2 separate regions of the Mus musculus genome follow, and region 2 is linked to region 1. A link is a loop called in an ENCODE intact Hi-C map of the cell type or tissue named here. Cell type or tissue: left cerebral cortex. All regions are shown on one strand.

The links. Hi-C counts contacts between places; a loop is a spot of excess contacts. Peaks named below come from ENCODE experiments on the same cell type or tissue, not always from the same donor. Only the 100,000 strongest peaks of a DNase experiment are listed, where the experiment ranks them.
Region 2: it touches region 1 in a loop (2.3-fold over the local background); 2 of 42 quality-filtered maps call a loop at or near these places.

Annotation. Positions count from the first base shown.
Region 1 is chrX:110,807,844-110,815,843 of GRCm38, forward strand. It overlaps Pou3f4 (POU domain, class 3, transcription factor 4), which reads left to right and starts at 6,536. Exons shown (of 1, transcript NM_008901.2): 1 at 6,536-8,000. The coding sequence starts at 6,622. The coding sequence ends at 7,707. In left cerebral cortex, no CTCF peak of the experiment used is centred here; DNase peaks (open chromatin) are centred at 3,453, 5,691, 6,460, 7,199 and 2 more places; H3K4me3 peaks cover 2,106 bases; H3K27ac peaks cover 215 bases.
Region 2 is chrX:110,710,121-110,718,120 of GRCm38, forward strand. No RefSeq gene overlaps it. Among named protein-coding and RNA genes, the nearest start is that of Gm26108, 91 kb to the left of the region's middle. In left cerebral cortex, no CTCF peak of the experiment used is centred here; no DNase peak of the experiment used is centred here.

The DNA of each region.
Region 1 (8,000 bases):
TAAGATCAGCCCAAGTCATTTCACTCCATCAGTTTAACAGCAAAGATCCCCAGGAAGTGACAGGCCCTGTTACTTCCTAGAATGTTTCTCTTATTTGGATTAATTTTCTATGGTTACTTTTAGCTGTAGCCCTCCTTTTGTTGGTGAAAATAGACTTGTAATTTCCAAAACACCAAAATAAAGAGCATGCTAAACCGAAGTAATTCACGAAGTAAGAAGATCTGCTGAGTGCCAGGTTCTTCTAATAGACAATTGAGTGAGCTCTTACACTTGACAAGAGGCTCTGTAAAAATTTTGAATATAAAATACATGCACAGAAATGTGCTCACATGTGTACGTGTATAAATACATACTCTGGGCCAATTTATGTGTTCATAAGAATTGGAAACCAAGTATCAGATTGGATAAACCACTTCTGAAGTAAAGGACCAAGATTCCACAAACCCAGAAGGTCAGAGCAAAGTGAGCTCAGTGGAAAGAAACAGTACAGAAAATGGTGCTTTTAAGAATACCCAGAAAGCCAGAAGTCCTTCTTAAAGCATTCACAGAAGTGGAAGCACCCAAGATGTCTTTCTTTCAAAGTGTAAAACTTCCGTAAACATGCTTCTGTGTGAGATATATATATATATATGTTGGTCTCATAGCCCTTAACATGGTTCAGTTCCCATTCTTTCTATAACAGCAATTTTAAAATGTACCAATTCTAACATCTGGCTACATTTGATCTTTTGGTTTTCCTCATCATGTGACTCCAAAAGTGTAGATGAACCCTGCATATTTACCAAATTATCTACTAAAAAATAAAAGATCATTCATAAGGAGTCAGTATTTCTATATATAACAACCCTTCCTATATTACTATAATGTGTTCAGGTATGAGAAATTCTAGTCACTTCATATATCTAGTATTCTATATAGTAATCACTAATAACAGGGTATAAGAACAAATATCATGAGATCTCTGATGAAACCAGAGATTTATTTCAAAAATACATGTTAAAACATAAATAATTCTATGAAGAAAGAAATTAATTTCAATTTGGATGTCAATTAAGCACTAAAATTACTTATTTAAAGAGCACATATTGTTCACCTAGATGCCATGTATGAATATTTCCAATATGACTTCATAGAGTGTTAAATAACAGATCAACTTTTATGCCCTCTGATCTACCATTCAGATACAAAGACTTTTTTCATATTTAAATATATCGACCATTTTTTAACTTTAGAGTTTAATAGAATTAAAACAAAAACTATTGCTGCCATTTATGTATAGAATCATTCTATGACTCCACATAAAATAAAAAATAGAATAGTAATTCTGTATTGGATCTGTATTTTGTAAAACTGTCAACTGGTTCTACTCAGTCAGCAGTGCAAAACAAGTAACTGACAACCAACCCCCTGCAATTATTCTTAGACACCTCAAAACCTGATGGGAGGGTGATAGCCATGCTGAGTACTACAGAATCTTGTCTCCTTAGAGTTCATTCCCCAAGAGCCCATAAGATCAAGATTCATGTACTGACAATAGCAAAACCAAGGAAAGAGGTGACCCCAGGGGAGAAACTGAGACTGGGTCAAGATCTGGGGTAATGTAGCTGTGGAAACAAGCATCCTTTCCCTAAGCAGCCAAAGCCTCTATTGTCCTTTCTAATATTCTAACCATCCTGCCTATGCCTCAGCCACACAATTCCAGAGCATTTTCCCAATCAACATTAAATTTTTCTAGCAAATAACTAGTTCTCACAGATTGTGGTATTCATAATAAAATTGCAATATTATAGTTTTGTACATTAACCTGTTTCTATTGCAATTTCTACTGTATGCTACTACACATTCCTTTCCCTCCTCCTTTATATCTGAAGATTTTTCACATTCAAGGAAAGACAACAACAACCTTTAAAATGAACTTCATTGCATTTGAGTCTTTGGTATGACCAATGCTGTTTAAATTATTATATTTTAAATTATCATCCATAATATTGTGAGCTTCTTATTTTACCTTGCTATATTTTTTAAAGAAAGAATATAAAGACAAAAAGAAAGATGGAAAGGGAAGAAAGAAGAAAAATACAAGACAGATAAAAAGGAAAGAAAGAAAAGAATGGGACACATAAGATGAGCGACAGTGAGGAGTATGCTGTTCTGAAGGGTAGCTGTGCCTCCAATCCAAAATGTCTTATGAGCTCAATGTACAGATACTGGGAGAAAATGCCTCTTTCTCTGCTGCTTTCAGAAGCTGTTCAATTGTGTTCCCTTCTTTATGTTCTCCTGGCTTTCAAAAAGAAAAGATACACTTGTCCCTAGCAAACCCGATCTAACTTGTCCTGCTTCCAAAGTGAACTTGTGGTGAAGGTGAAGTTTTCAGTCTAGAGGTCATGCCCACGTGCCACGTCCTACTGTCTGCAGCTTCATGCTATATTACACACAATGAAATCTGGCCTTTTAGACGCCTTTCCCAACCCCCCACCCCCACCCTCTGCCAGCTTCAGCTCCCAACAGCCTTTCTCCTCCCTTCACCAATTTGTACACATAATGAGAACCTTAATAATCTACACTCAAATATTAAATCTGCAGGAGTCATGATCACTATGGCTGGGGTGCTTTCAGAATCAGTCTGGATGCAGGCTGCTCAGCTGCAGCCATGCTAGCATGCTTCTACAGGAGCCTGAATTACATTAATCTGCTTAATTTCTTTTGTGAATCCTTCCTTGCTTGGAAACAGAGGGCTTGAGCTTCTGCCGTGACATTCAGAAACTTACATCATTCAATTTTGTGAGGAGGGAAAACTATCAGAAACTCCCAAGCTAAAAATAAACAAAAGTATAAGTAAATCAAGCCAGTCTGACTTTCTTTTCCAAAAGAATTATATTGCCCTCATTGAGAAGAATGAAGGGGTATGAAAAATGTGGGGTGGGAAAGTGGAGTGTGAAACAACTCAACAGGGAATGAAGATGTTGCCCAGTGCTTTCATGATCCAGGAATTGAAACTTCTGCACTCTTGCTGGAGAAAGCTAGTGGATTCACTACTATTACAGTTCCTCTACTTCAAAGCCCAGTTCTTATCTAGAGTGACTTTTAGCTTCTTCCCCCAGCCCTGTAGGTTTGATAGCTATTGTCATATTATTCAAACCATTAGCTCTAGAGGGAATGGGGAAATCAGACTGAGGACCTAGAGTGAACTTCACGATGAGGAGCATATCAAGATATGCCTTTAGCCCAGATGCCAGGGAGAGCAAGCTTGGTAGGGGTGACTTGGAGTTTAAGGCAAATTACAGTCTATGAAAAATAAGTTACCAGCTCTTTGCAACAGTAGCTTCGATTGGACTTATTTTTCTCCCATGTCCAGACAGGGTCGTCTATTGAATGAGGCTCTTTTATTTTGCATGGGGCAGGGGATTTGTGACCATGGTCCCCCCTTTTATTCCTCTCTCTATGGAAACCCAGATCATGGGGAGAAATATGCAAGGCTGAATAAAGAGAAGCCACAGAAAGGAGCTCTTGAGAGCAGCATCTGTTACACTTGGGAAGTTAGACTGACAGGAGAGGGCGAAGGAAACCTCTCTAGTAGATTAGTTAGAACAGCAAGATTTGACTACATGTAGATATTTTCTTCAGAAAGCAAAATACCTCACATTCAAGCGAAGATTTTGTTACAGTTGTCACAGGGAGTGATTTCACTTAATGCAATAGGCATGATCTATATTCATAAAAAAATTTTAAATGAGAGAAGTAGGAAGAGGGGAGAGGAGAGGAAAGGAGAGAAGATGCAAGAGGATAAGCAGGGGAAAAGAAGAGAAAAAGGAAAGATGATTACTGTTCCTAATATACATCTATGTTAAATTAAAAAGTAAAACATAGGGCTGTGAGAAATCTGTTTCTGGGTATAGATGTCCCCTCTTTGCTACCCTCCCCCTACCTCCAGACTTGGAACTAATGGTCTGAGCTACTTTTGCTTTACTAGCAAAACCCAGTTATCAAAGCAAGGCCATGACTAAGAGGAAGGTGGAATCCAAAAAATTCCTGCAAGTCCAAACTAGAAAAGGACCCCCTTTTAACCAAAATTATTTATCAGATAATTATCTTTAACTTCTTAACAGCCAGTCTGAGATAAGCAATTCTTTCACCCAAAAGCAGCTGCTGGGTGGGGGTGGGGAACATACCAAGAACATGGCAATAATAATGATCAGAGTTTTGCACATACATTTCTTCAACACATTTCCTCTGACCTTTCAGCTGACCCAACAAATACTAACAAACGGATCACCAAACAGGCAGCATAATCGAGCACCGAAAACTTCTTTTTGTTTGATTTTAATGAGTTCTTATTTCTTCAGAAGCATAAGCTCAGGCACAAATTGGATTGCATTCTTGTAAAAAGATTATGCATACATTCAGCAGTAAGAAACAGCCTACCTCATTCCTCCACAGAAAAGAGAAGAGAGGTAGAAACAGACACACAGAGATGGAGAGAGAGTGTCTGCGCACCAGAGTGTTAGAGGGAGGGAGGGAAGGACAAGAGGGTGGAAGGGAGGGAGGGAGAGAGGGAGGAAGGAAGGGAGGGAGGGAGAGAGGGAGAGGCAGAGGGAATGAATCGATTTCTAGGTTAAAAGCAGATAAGCCCTTACAATAGGGCATCAGCAAATGAACCTACAATTTCAATGAGGGAGCAAGGAGGATGGCGAAAGATCCTCTCTGCCAGTAATTACTAAGTGTTTATCTTTAAGAGCAAAAGAAAGATTTCAAACAGATGCAAGGTTTTCTCCCCTAAGAAACGCCATTTACATTTACCAATCTCCGCTCCTATTACTTTATGCTGTCATAAAAATAATCACCAATTTCATAGGAAATAGATGCTCCTTAGCTATATAAAGGAATGGCAGAATAAGCTCACCTTGTTCTTATTTTTTTTTTCTCATTTTCTTGCATTTTCTTCAGATCTGTCTTCTTAGAGAAACTAATGCCTTAATGACTTTCTGGTAGCTGCAAGCCTTCTTTTATTTCAGCTAAATATATGAAAATGTATGCAAATTTAAATCAAGCTTAACCTAGGAGCTCTTGCAATATATTTAATGGAATTTCAAACCAATAAGGGAACTCTGATGCCGTCTTCTGTAAGAGCAAATATAATTACACAGCTAGGTTGCCTCCAAAATTACAAAACAAAAGGGCATTTTTAAAACTTCAAATTTGGTGTGGGGTAGTGTGTTTTGCTTTTTCCCAGCTGCTAGTGTAATTCTAAAATCTTTGCATTTCTCCTAACTCTGCTTCCAAGCAACAACACCTTTACATGGGGCTGTGAAGGTAGTGGAGTTAGTCTACTCTGACTCATAAAAGCCTTTCTTTTAACCAAAATTTGAAAAACAGTTGGGTCCCCAAGGCTGAAAGCTAACTCAAGCTTTGTGGCAGTTGTGGAGGGATGGAGGAGTTGAAAAAGATGTCTAGCCACCAAGATCTCTCTCACCGGATTTCTTCCAGTTTTCCCCCACCCCCTTCATCTCCCTGCTCTTCTCTTCCCTCTCTCCTCATTTCTCCTCTCTGATTCTCTAAATTTTCAGAAATTCGTAGAGGAAGCATGATTCTCAATATTTCCTTCTCACTGCCAAGGAAGCAGGATACAAATGTTTCAAAGAGTTGTCAAGGGGCAGCATTAGGCAGGCATGGTGTTATGAATGCCTTCCCTTCTGCCTACTGGGAGTGGGGGAGTGGGTTTTCAGTGTGTCGGGGTGAGCGTGAAAGATGACTGCGGGCTTCAGCAAGCAGCTCCCCTGGCATAGTGGAGAGACCTCTGATGGAAACTGGCAGGGGAGCCAAGATAAAGCCAGGTTTCCAATTAACCAGCAAACTTCAAACTGACTGAGTCTTCCAAAGATCACTTTAAGATTTACATTCCAAAACCTTCATACACTGAATCTAAATTTTAAGAAAAAAAAGGGGGGGGTATCGTTTAAGCTTTTTAATTTCTTATAAATGAAATATAAGTGAGCAACATATACTGGGATAACGTTTATTGGATCATGGAAATTTTATTTGGGGTTCTGACCTAAGACATCGCTCTTTGCTCAAAGTTTGCAGATGCCTTTTATTTTCCCTGTCCACACATTAACCCAAACGCTAACTAAACCGGAATTCTTTCATGCATTAAGATCAAAATGATATTTTAATTTGTTTTATTTATTTGTTTTAATTTAAATAAGTTAAAAGGCGACCTGAAACTGAAGTTAGCCTCCTCGCTGCCCCTCCATACAAATATCTACCTTCTATTTATTCTCTGCCACTAACAGCCTTGTAGTCTCCGGGAGGGGGGAAAGGGTTAACTAAAAGAGCCGCTGCCACTCTGAGCTAGGCAGCCAATGGAGCCTAAAGATTGATTCACTTCCTGCTTGGGTCTCACTGAAACTCCCGAGCTTTGCCAGCCTAATTTGGAAAGCGAGCTCGGCCTCCCGCACCACCATTGGCTGTGTTTATGCCTGGCCAGGCCAAGTCGCACTGCGATTGGCCTCCGCGGGTGCCGGTAACCCGCGCTAGCGGCTTTGGTTCCCCCGCACCATAGATGTCAAAGGCTGAAGCTGCTCCCTTTGCCACATTATAACTAGTAGAGGATCCTCATCGACCATGGCCACAGCTGCCTCGAATCCCTACAGCATTCTCAGTTCCAGCTCCCTTGTCCATGCGGACTCCGCGGGCATGCAGCAGGGAAGTCCTTTCCGCAATCCTCAGAAACTTCTCCAAAGTGACTACTTGCAGGGAGTTCCCAGCAATGGGCATCCCCTCGGGCATCACTGGGTGACCAGTCTTAGCGACGGGGGCCCGTGGTCCTCCACATTGGCCACCAGCCCCCTGGACCAGCAAGACGTGAAGCCGGGACGCGAAGATCTGCAACTGGGCGCAATCATCCATCACCGCTCGCCGCACGTAGCCCACCACTCGCCGCACACTAACCATCCGAACGCCTGGGGAGCGAGCCCTGCTCCAAACTCGTCCATCACGTCCAGCGGCCAACCCCTCAATGTGTACTCGCAGCCAGGCTTCACCGTGAGCGGTATGCTGGAGCACGGGGGACTCACTCCACCACCAGCTGCTGCCTCCACACAGAGCCTGCATCCAGTGCTCCGGGAGCCTCCAGACCATGGTGAGCTGGGCTCGCACCACTGCCAGGACCACTCTGATGAAGAGACTCCAACCTCTGATGAGTTGGAACAGTTCGCCAAACAATTCAAACAAAGAAGAATCAAGTTGGGCTTCACGCAAGCCGACGTGGGGCTGGCACTGGGCACACTGTATGGCAACGTGTTCTCGCAGACTACCATCTGCAGGTTCGAGGCCTTACAACTGAGCTTCAAGAACATGTGCAAGCTGAAACCGCTATTAAATAAGTGGCTGGAGGAGGCTGATTCATCCACAGGAAGCCCGACCAGCATTGACAAGATCGCTGCTCAAGGCCGCAAACGCAAGAAGCGAACCTCCATCGAGGTGAGTGTCAAGGGCGTACTGGAAACACATTTCCTCAAGTGTCCCAAGCCTGCAGCGCAGGAGATCTCCTCGCTGGCAGACAGTCTCCAGTTGGAGAAAGAAGTGGTGCGTGTCTGGTTCTGTAATAGAAGACAAAAAGAAAAAAGAATGACTCCGCCAGGGGATCAGCAGCCACACGAGGTTTATTCGCACACGGTGAAAACAGACGCGTCCTGCCACGATCTCTGACTGGAGGAAGCAAGGAGGTGGCCCGCTGCACTGGGAGCAGTGCTGATACAATTCTCTCTTTACCTTCCTTTCAGCATTACATCCTTTATTGTTGCTATCTCTCTAGCTTGCTAGCTCTTCTTTTCTTTCACAGGGGTTTCTAACTTCTTATGACTTATGTTAAGAAAAGAAACACACACACGCGCGCGCGCTCAGGCAAACACGCACGCACGCGCGCGCGCGCGCGCGCGCACACACACACACACACACACACACACACACACACACATACACACACACATTCAGGCTTCTCA
Region 2 (8,000 bases), 98 kb before region 1:
TTATAATTATGTTACTTCAAAACAACTTGTGGGATAGGTGTTAATAACATCTTTACATCATAAAAGGAAAGGAGCTACTTCTTACATATACAGAACATGTTCAATAATTGATATTTCTATGTACCTCAATATAGGTTTGTGGAGTCTGAAGAAGTTACTGTGGATTTGCCATTGCTTTTTACATTTGATATCTGAAATAGAAATCTTTAGCTACAGTTTTTGCTCATAGTGAATCTAAAAACTTTAATGTTCCAAAATAACTTTTTCAACATCTTTACATGAGTTCTTATAACATGGATTAGGTTAAGGAAAGAGCCCTAAAAAGAAGCAACATATTGTGGATATGGAATCAAAGTATCTGCTTCATTTATTTGTTCTAAGATTTATTTAGATTTTATTTGTTTCTTTCTGTATGTGTGTGTGTGGGGGGGGGGGGGTGTTGTGGGAGTAGGTGCACAGAAGTGAAGATGAAGCTTGAAGTAGACATCAGACCCACTGTAACTGACATGAATGTGGAAGACTAAACTCGAGTCCTCTGCTAGAGTGCTATGAACTCTTAAGCATGAAGCCAGCTCTCTACCCTATCAACGTAAAACTTTATCAGCACTCAATAAATACAAATTCCCAAGTTGAAATTAGGCAAATTCTCCTGTGGATGTAATTTTAGTTTTAGGAACAATAACACTAAATAGTTTACATTAGAGTTGTCCCGGAAAACTGGGGGCACATGACCACTATACCTATGTAACAGAAGGACAACTAAGACAGAACTGAGCAGATGTTTTAACACTGTGCATACACATGCTTAATTTGTAAAGATTTTATGCATGTTTGAGGAAAACACACTATAGCTGTGTTTTTAAATTGCTCTGTTCAGTCTTTTCAGAAGTGTTTAAAATATTCAGAACAACAAAAGCCCAGAGCCCCCTCTGAGAAGCAGTAGAGTTCTGAGAGGAAGCCAAAATTTTAAAAATGTAGATTTTTGTTAAAGTGATCCCTTATGATGTTAATGACCCGTGAAGAAAAGGAAATGCTCCCTGGCTTTAATGGAAAAGCAAAGTCCTAAAGTAGCTAGTCTTCCCAAATTTAATGGGAAAACTTGCTATATTTTTTGAACAGGAGTAGAAAATACTGTGTCTCTACATTCCCAGACAGTAGACCTGCCAATCTGATTTAGCATAACCTAAATTTTGAGAGAGTCGAGTGATTCTTCTGACAGAAACATTCATCTAATAACTTACACTGCTAACTCAAGTTGAAATAAGTATAAAAATTTATCAAGGGTTCTTTAATAAACTTTAAAATTAAGCATACCTCCTTTATGAAGGGACCATATACTCATTAATAATCATTTCATTTCTTTTCATAAATTATAAATAGCTCCACCTTCCCTTGATCCAGAAATATATCCTAAGCATTACTTTTTAAAATGTAAGTAAGCATTTATTGAATTATATTTTAATTCTTTTTGTATAAGTCTGTGAGTGCTTTATGTGCAATAGTAAACACTTGTCTAGAAGATGTTCAACAAATTACTGCTGAATTAATGAGTGGGTACTGTAACCACAATGCAGCTGTACGTTAGCAAAGTACTTCATAGTTTTCCATATTATTCTCCTGAATGAGAGAGAGAAGGCAATTTATACATTTAAATGAGTTTAAACATTGCTAAATAATGAAAGGCATACACACACACACTTTCTTAATCTATTTCTCTGTAGGTGGTACCTAGGTTTATTTGATCCATTTGTTGATTCTACCTAAGTTGATTCTATAACAGGTATGGTGAATGCTAGTAAACATGGGTGTACAGTTATCTTTATTGTATGCTGACTTGGATGCTTTTAGGCACATAATCGGGAGTATATAGTCAGGTATATAATCATTAAAAGGACATGAGTTAATGAACCCATATCAACCTGTTGAAACAATCACATGCACGTAATTTTAAAAGATAAACTAGAGGATTATTCATCAACTAATGGATAATAAATTCCTAAAAAATAAAGTAGGACCTGATCTAACTACGTCTATAATTCTTGATTATATACACAGATGCATGGGTTAAGAAAATGTGTGTGTGTGTGTGTGTGTGTGTGTGTGTGCTTTTAAAAGTAATAAACAGAGTTAGAAATATATCATTTTTAGGAAAGTTAATTGAGCAGAAAAGTGTGTTAAGAAAAGTAAATCAGATCCAGAAAGACAAATATTGCATATTTTCTTACATATGGAGGATAATATATTCAAATTAGAAAAGAAACTATTCAGGAAGAGGAAGAGAACCAGTGAGAATGGGAATGGAAAAAAGAAAAAGTACATTGTAATCATTATGAAAATCTCATAATAAAACGAATCATTTTGCATAATATATGCCAATAGAATTTGTAAAAGTTAAAGCAAACTATTAAAGCTTATACCAAAATGATAAGTTGAAACAAAGCAAGAAAAAACTCACTTCTTTACTAATAACCAGGGAAAAATGAATTGTACAGTTATATGCTAAATTTAATTATAATTTATTTAAAAGAAAAAGTTTTAAGATTATGCAAATATAAAAAAGCAGGTAGTAGATAGGCAAATAAGATATTCACTCAATACAGAAGAGGCCATAGTATAACACTTCATACCTCCATTTTGTATTTAAGTAAACATCAGTCCAAATTTGTGTTTCATTTTAAGGCAAATGTTAACTCATTGGACACTATGTAGCATGAGCCTATGGGCTGATAAGTATCTGAAATCATCACAAATAAGTACCAAGAAATACTGGAAGATAGAAAGAAAATGATTACATTTTGTTCATTCTAACAATATTGACATATGAATTGGGAAATGTGTTCTATGTCGGCCTCTAGAAAATGAAATTATAGTTATAAAGTAGAGTGGAAAACATCCAAATACCATTGAAATACTATTTCCATGAATGTTTCTATGAAAGTAGGTATGAGCTGGAGAGGTGGCATATCAGTTAAGAGCACTTGAGAAGGGGAGGTGGATGTGGGAGGGTTGTGTGTGGGGGAATGTGGTCAGAATTACATGAAAAAATTAAAATACAATGGAGCATTTGCTGTGCTATATGTTTGGATCCCAACATTCAGATAGGAAGCTAGGAATCCCACAAATGCTTGTATCTCCAGTTTCAAAAGACCAGATGTCCCCCTTTTTACACATCACGGTTATAAGCATACATTCACGTGTATATATACTCAGACACACATACACAAGTGAACACATACATAAATAAAACAAACATTGTAAAAAATAATGCTTTTCAAAAGACACATTAGTTCCTGCATATGGTGTCTAAGTTGAAACTATGAGACTCCTAAATAAGTATACTGAAACATACATTCCCGTAATGGAAAGATGAATTAATTAATAACTCTTAATGTTCTATAATTCTGTGGAACAAAGACTAAATTCATAAGAGGTACACAGGTTAAAATTTGAATTACAAAGTTTTTAATTCCTTTGTTTACGAGTGGTTCATGAGTAAACGTCAAGATGACAGGTAGCCAAAGATAGGACAAAGAGTATACTTTACTCTATACTTCTCCATAATGTAGTGAACAGAGCTACAGGGCAGGGCAACTACAAGTCCTTTTCACTTGGGCCTCACCCTTCTATTTCTTCCATTACCATTTACTTTTGTATATGTAACCAGCCCAGACTATAAATGATGTTAAAAATTGCTTACTATTTGCATACCTTCATAACTATTTGAAATTACCTGTTGATTAAATATCTTGACTAGCCTACATCCTTTACTAATACTGTATTTATTAATTTCTAATTAATATGATAATGTATAAGCAGGTAACCTCCTAGTCACATATATTTGATAAAATTTCATTTGCATTACTGATACATCGTGTATCATTAGTATATGGAAAACAATGTTTTCTTATGCAAAATATCTGTGTCATAGTTCGGAAAGTAATAAGTGAAAAACAAAAGTTATTTCAGCATTTATAATATTATTCAAATGATATGATAAATATAATAAAACCTATTATTTTGCATTGGAAAATTATAAGTTAAATTGCAGCAAACAGAACATTGAGTATTTTATACAAAATCTCTCTCTCTCTCTCTCATTCTTTTAAAAGCATAAATTTAATTGCAATCGATCTTCAGCCTAGAAGCCCTAGTTGTTTCTTTTTAATTTGAGAAAAAAAAATATGAGTGTTTCTTGTCCTTTGCCTACCCCTAGTGGCAAATTAATCAGCCACTGGTAGTCAAGATACATTTCATCATCCACTTTAAGGACCTTCAACTTATGGAATTAGCACTTTGGACTTTTGCCAAGTAGAAACCAATATAGAAGAAAATAAAAGCAGACAAGAAGTTTAAGAGAAGGCTTTAGATTTTGCTAACTGTCCTAAGGTGGCACAACATCTGACCTTCTTATGACCCCACTGAGGACAGACTGTTGTAAGTGAAGGCATCTCCTAGCCAAACATTCTTGCTACACTCATATTTCTAATTGAGCACCGTGAAGAAATGCCATTACTGTTAATGTTCTTTCTCCAGATCTACATTTCAGATAATACTCATCCTTCCGCTTGATCAATTCTACAAAGAGAAATTTGAAGCAGGAAGCTGGTGAGCTCATTTTCCAGTTCAGAAATTCTTAAAAGAGATTAGCCCATAGTTAGGTAGGTATTTTACTGTAAATTAATTTTAGATACGTGTAAGAAATGACCTCAGATACTGTCCCATATGTTTCTTTTGACAGTAGTGTTGCCTTTTGAAGTTATTGTCCAAATTTAACCAGTTCAATGAGAAAAGTTTTCCAGCAGAATTTTCAAAAGAACCTCCACACCATCAAATGTTGTCCTTAGCTCTCCAAGAAGCCTGAAAATTCCTTCAGTAGAGTAAAATTCAGGATATGCACATGCATTAAAACACAGCCAACTTTTCAAACTATAGATTTTATTGTCTTAAGGCATTTCCTCAAGATATATATATATATATATATATATATATATATATATATATATATATTTGGTTTTTCGAGACAGGGTTTCTCTGTATAGCCCTGGCTGTCCTGGAACTCACTTTGTAGACCAGGCTGGCCTTGAACTCAGAAATCTGCCTGCCTCTGCCTCCCGAGTGCTGGGATTAAAGGCGTGCGCCACCACGCCCGGCACAAGATATATATATTTTTTTTAATTTAAGCATATTTCTAAATGTCATTCTGTAACATATCAGTCCTCTCTCGGTAACTGAAAAATATTTCATGCATATTTACATTTTTATTTGCAAATGCAATTAAAATGAAATTGTGAGAAGGACAAGAGTGTGGGAAACCATGTAATGTAATGATAGCAACATGATCACGTAATCTGCATCTGGGTGTTACCAAATGTAAGTTTTATTTCCAAATAGAAAAAAATGACTAACTTTACTTTTCTTTGGTAATACGGCATGCAACCATTATTCTCATCAGCCATATAGCAAATACCTAATTTTACCACAAGGGAACTCAGATGAGACAACAACTGGAGTACAAAACCAAGAGTCACTCTCAGAAATCATGTTACACGGGGCAAGGGCTCATGGTAGAGTCTCTTCAAATACAAACCTTAGCATGAAGAAAATGAAGACCAGTATTTGTATAACATCTCTTCATCTGCAAATAATATTCACAAATGTTATGCTAAGTTTCCCTCACTACAGTCTTAGAAGGGGGTTATTGCCTTATGGAGAAGTGGGTATTTACTATATACTCTTAACAGGCTTCAGTAAGAACTGTGAGCTCTCAGCTCTAAAAAGGAATCAACGTTTTAGACACTCTAACTTTTTATATTGGAATAAAAGTTTGTTTTGGATAGACTTTGTTTGAAAATGAGAGATGAAAGTGAAGCTGGCTCAAATCACAAGCACTTATTATAGAATCAACAAATAACCAATACAGAAGCTCTCCTCCAATTTGGGGGATAATTGCTTCAATTTGTGACCCTGCTTGATACATAATAAAAGTTTCCCAAGTAAATAGGATTTAAAAACTCTATCTTCTTAATATATCATTCACTATAACTCTATGAAAGATATATTATTTGCTCTATTATGTAGGCTAAAGGGCAAATATAGAAATTATGTGATTTCAGTTACGCACATATGCATTTTAAGAGTTAAAGTAGTGAAGACTCATAAATTATGAAAACACCTATTAGAGCATATTAGATTATTGCTTATCAGATAAGACCTGCCTGTCCAGTTTTTAATTCCATTTTCAGTTACCCATAGCTCCTGAGAATTGACTTATATAATAAGTAGTTACTATTAAAAAAAAAAAGCAGAAACAACTTTGATTTGTTTTTAATCTTCTTAGCTAAAACTCTAACACAAGATATTCTAATTAATATATTTTCTTAAAAATAAGGAGTTTTTTTAACAATTTTTTCTTCATATGAACAAAAATAATTTACACAGCTGTGTTAGGAACAATTTTTAAAGCTGGAAAATTTTTATGTTTAACTGTTTTTGTTTTGTTTTTAACTAACATGATGAGGTATTGAGCTGAGTTAACAAATGTTAAGTTATTTTGGTGCGTTTATGTATGTGTGTCTATGTCTGTATCCATTTACAAAACACTATGCATTTTGACAGTATCTTCCAGGTAACATAGGAAAGAATTTTATATGGAGGAAATCCAATTCTAAAAAGGCCATCTTAGTTTTACACATCTCACTGTCTTCATTTTGTGCCATAGGGGGAGAAAATTTTAAAAGATGATGTAGTTTTGCAAGAAAGAAATTACAACATTAAAGCAAAAATCATATTTTTTCTTTCCATAAGTTTTAGGGCTGACCCAACAGTGAAATAGTCACGCTTTGTTTCACAGCGAAGAATGTTTAATCGAAGTTCCCAAATACATTCCGATTAAGTTTATGAGGACCGGCCAGTGTGTCCTCAGATAAATTGCATTGCAGGTATCTATGTTAGGATCTCATTGCAAAATTAATATGTGTGCTAGTGATCTACTACTTTGAGAAACTGGAAAATTCATTAATTATTCTAAATTTCTGTATTAGTAATTATCAACAAGATGAAAATATAATATCTCTCACTCTCCTCTCTCTTCTCTCCTTCTCCATCCCTCCCTCCCTGCCTCCGTTCCTCCTTTCTTTCTTCTCCCCCCCCCCCCTCCCCCTCTTCCCCTTCAAGTATATTTGTAGAAACAGGGAAAGAAAAATATCTCCACCCTCAACCACAAAAAAATCTCTAAAACTAGTTGAAAATTAAAATAATGCTAGCCCACTCCTAAGCAATTTTATCAGTCATTCATGTTAGCCCTTTTTCTCAAACTAAACAATCAAAATGATTTGAACAAAAATTTAATATAAGAGAATTTTTAAAAAAAATACACTTCACTTATGCTTAGTTATGTAATTTTTCTTTCCATTCAGAAAGGGGTAAAGGACCATGAGATTGGGATAAATTAATATTTAGTAGGTATTTTAACCACTAAAATCTTTTCTGAGTGCATACCTCACAACCTACTTTCAGTCCTTCTTTGATATGCTATTTGTTGTCAGCAATGACACATTTTATTTACACTAACCAACCTCATCTTAAAGGAGATTTCTGCTCACAGAAAATAGCCACTACTTCTAGAATATCTATGCAGTAACGTATACAGTTTCCCTCCTTATTGTCCCCTAAAATTATAAGTACATAAAATATTATTTTAATATTCTACTAAAATGTATGGCCTTTCTAATAGAAAAAAACTATAATTTTGGTATTGTTATACTACATCCATATTTTAATTTCTACTCCTACTCTTTCCATTTAAAATTCTAATTTGGAGTTAAAATACAGACAAAAAGCCATATAATAAGAAAAAAGCAAGATAGTCATTAAATTTCATAAAAATGTATTTACAGAGCCTAAGTTTCATTGACAGGATGCTCTGTGTGTGAGCATATATAATGATTAAAAATTTACCAAAAGCCATGAATGCCATTTCACTGTCACTTCCTTTGATTAAC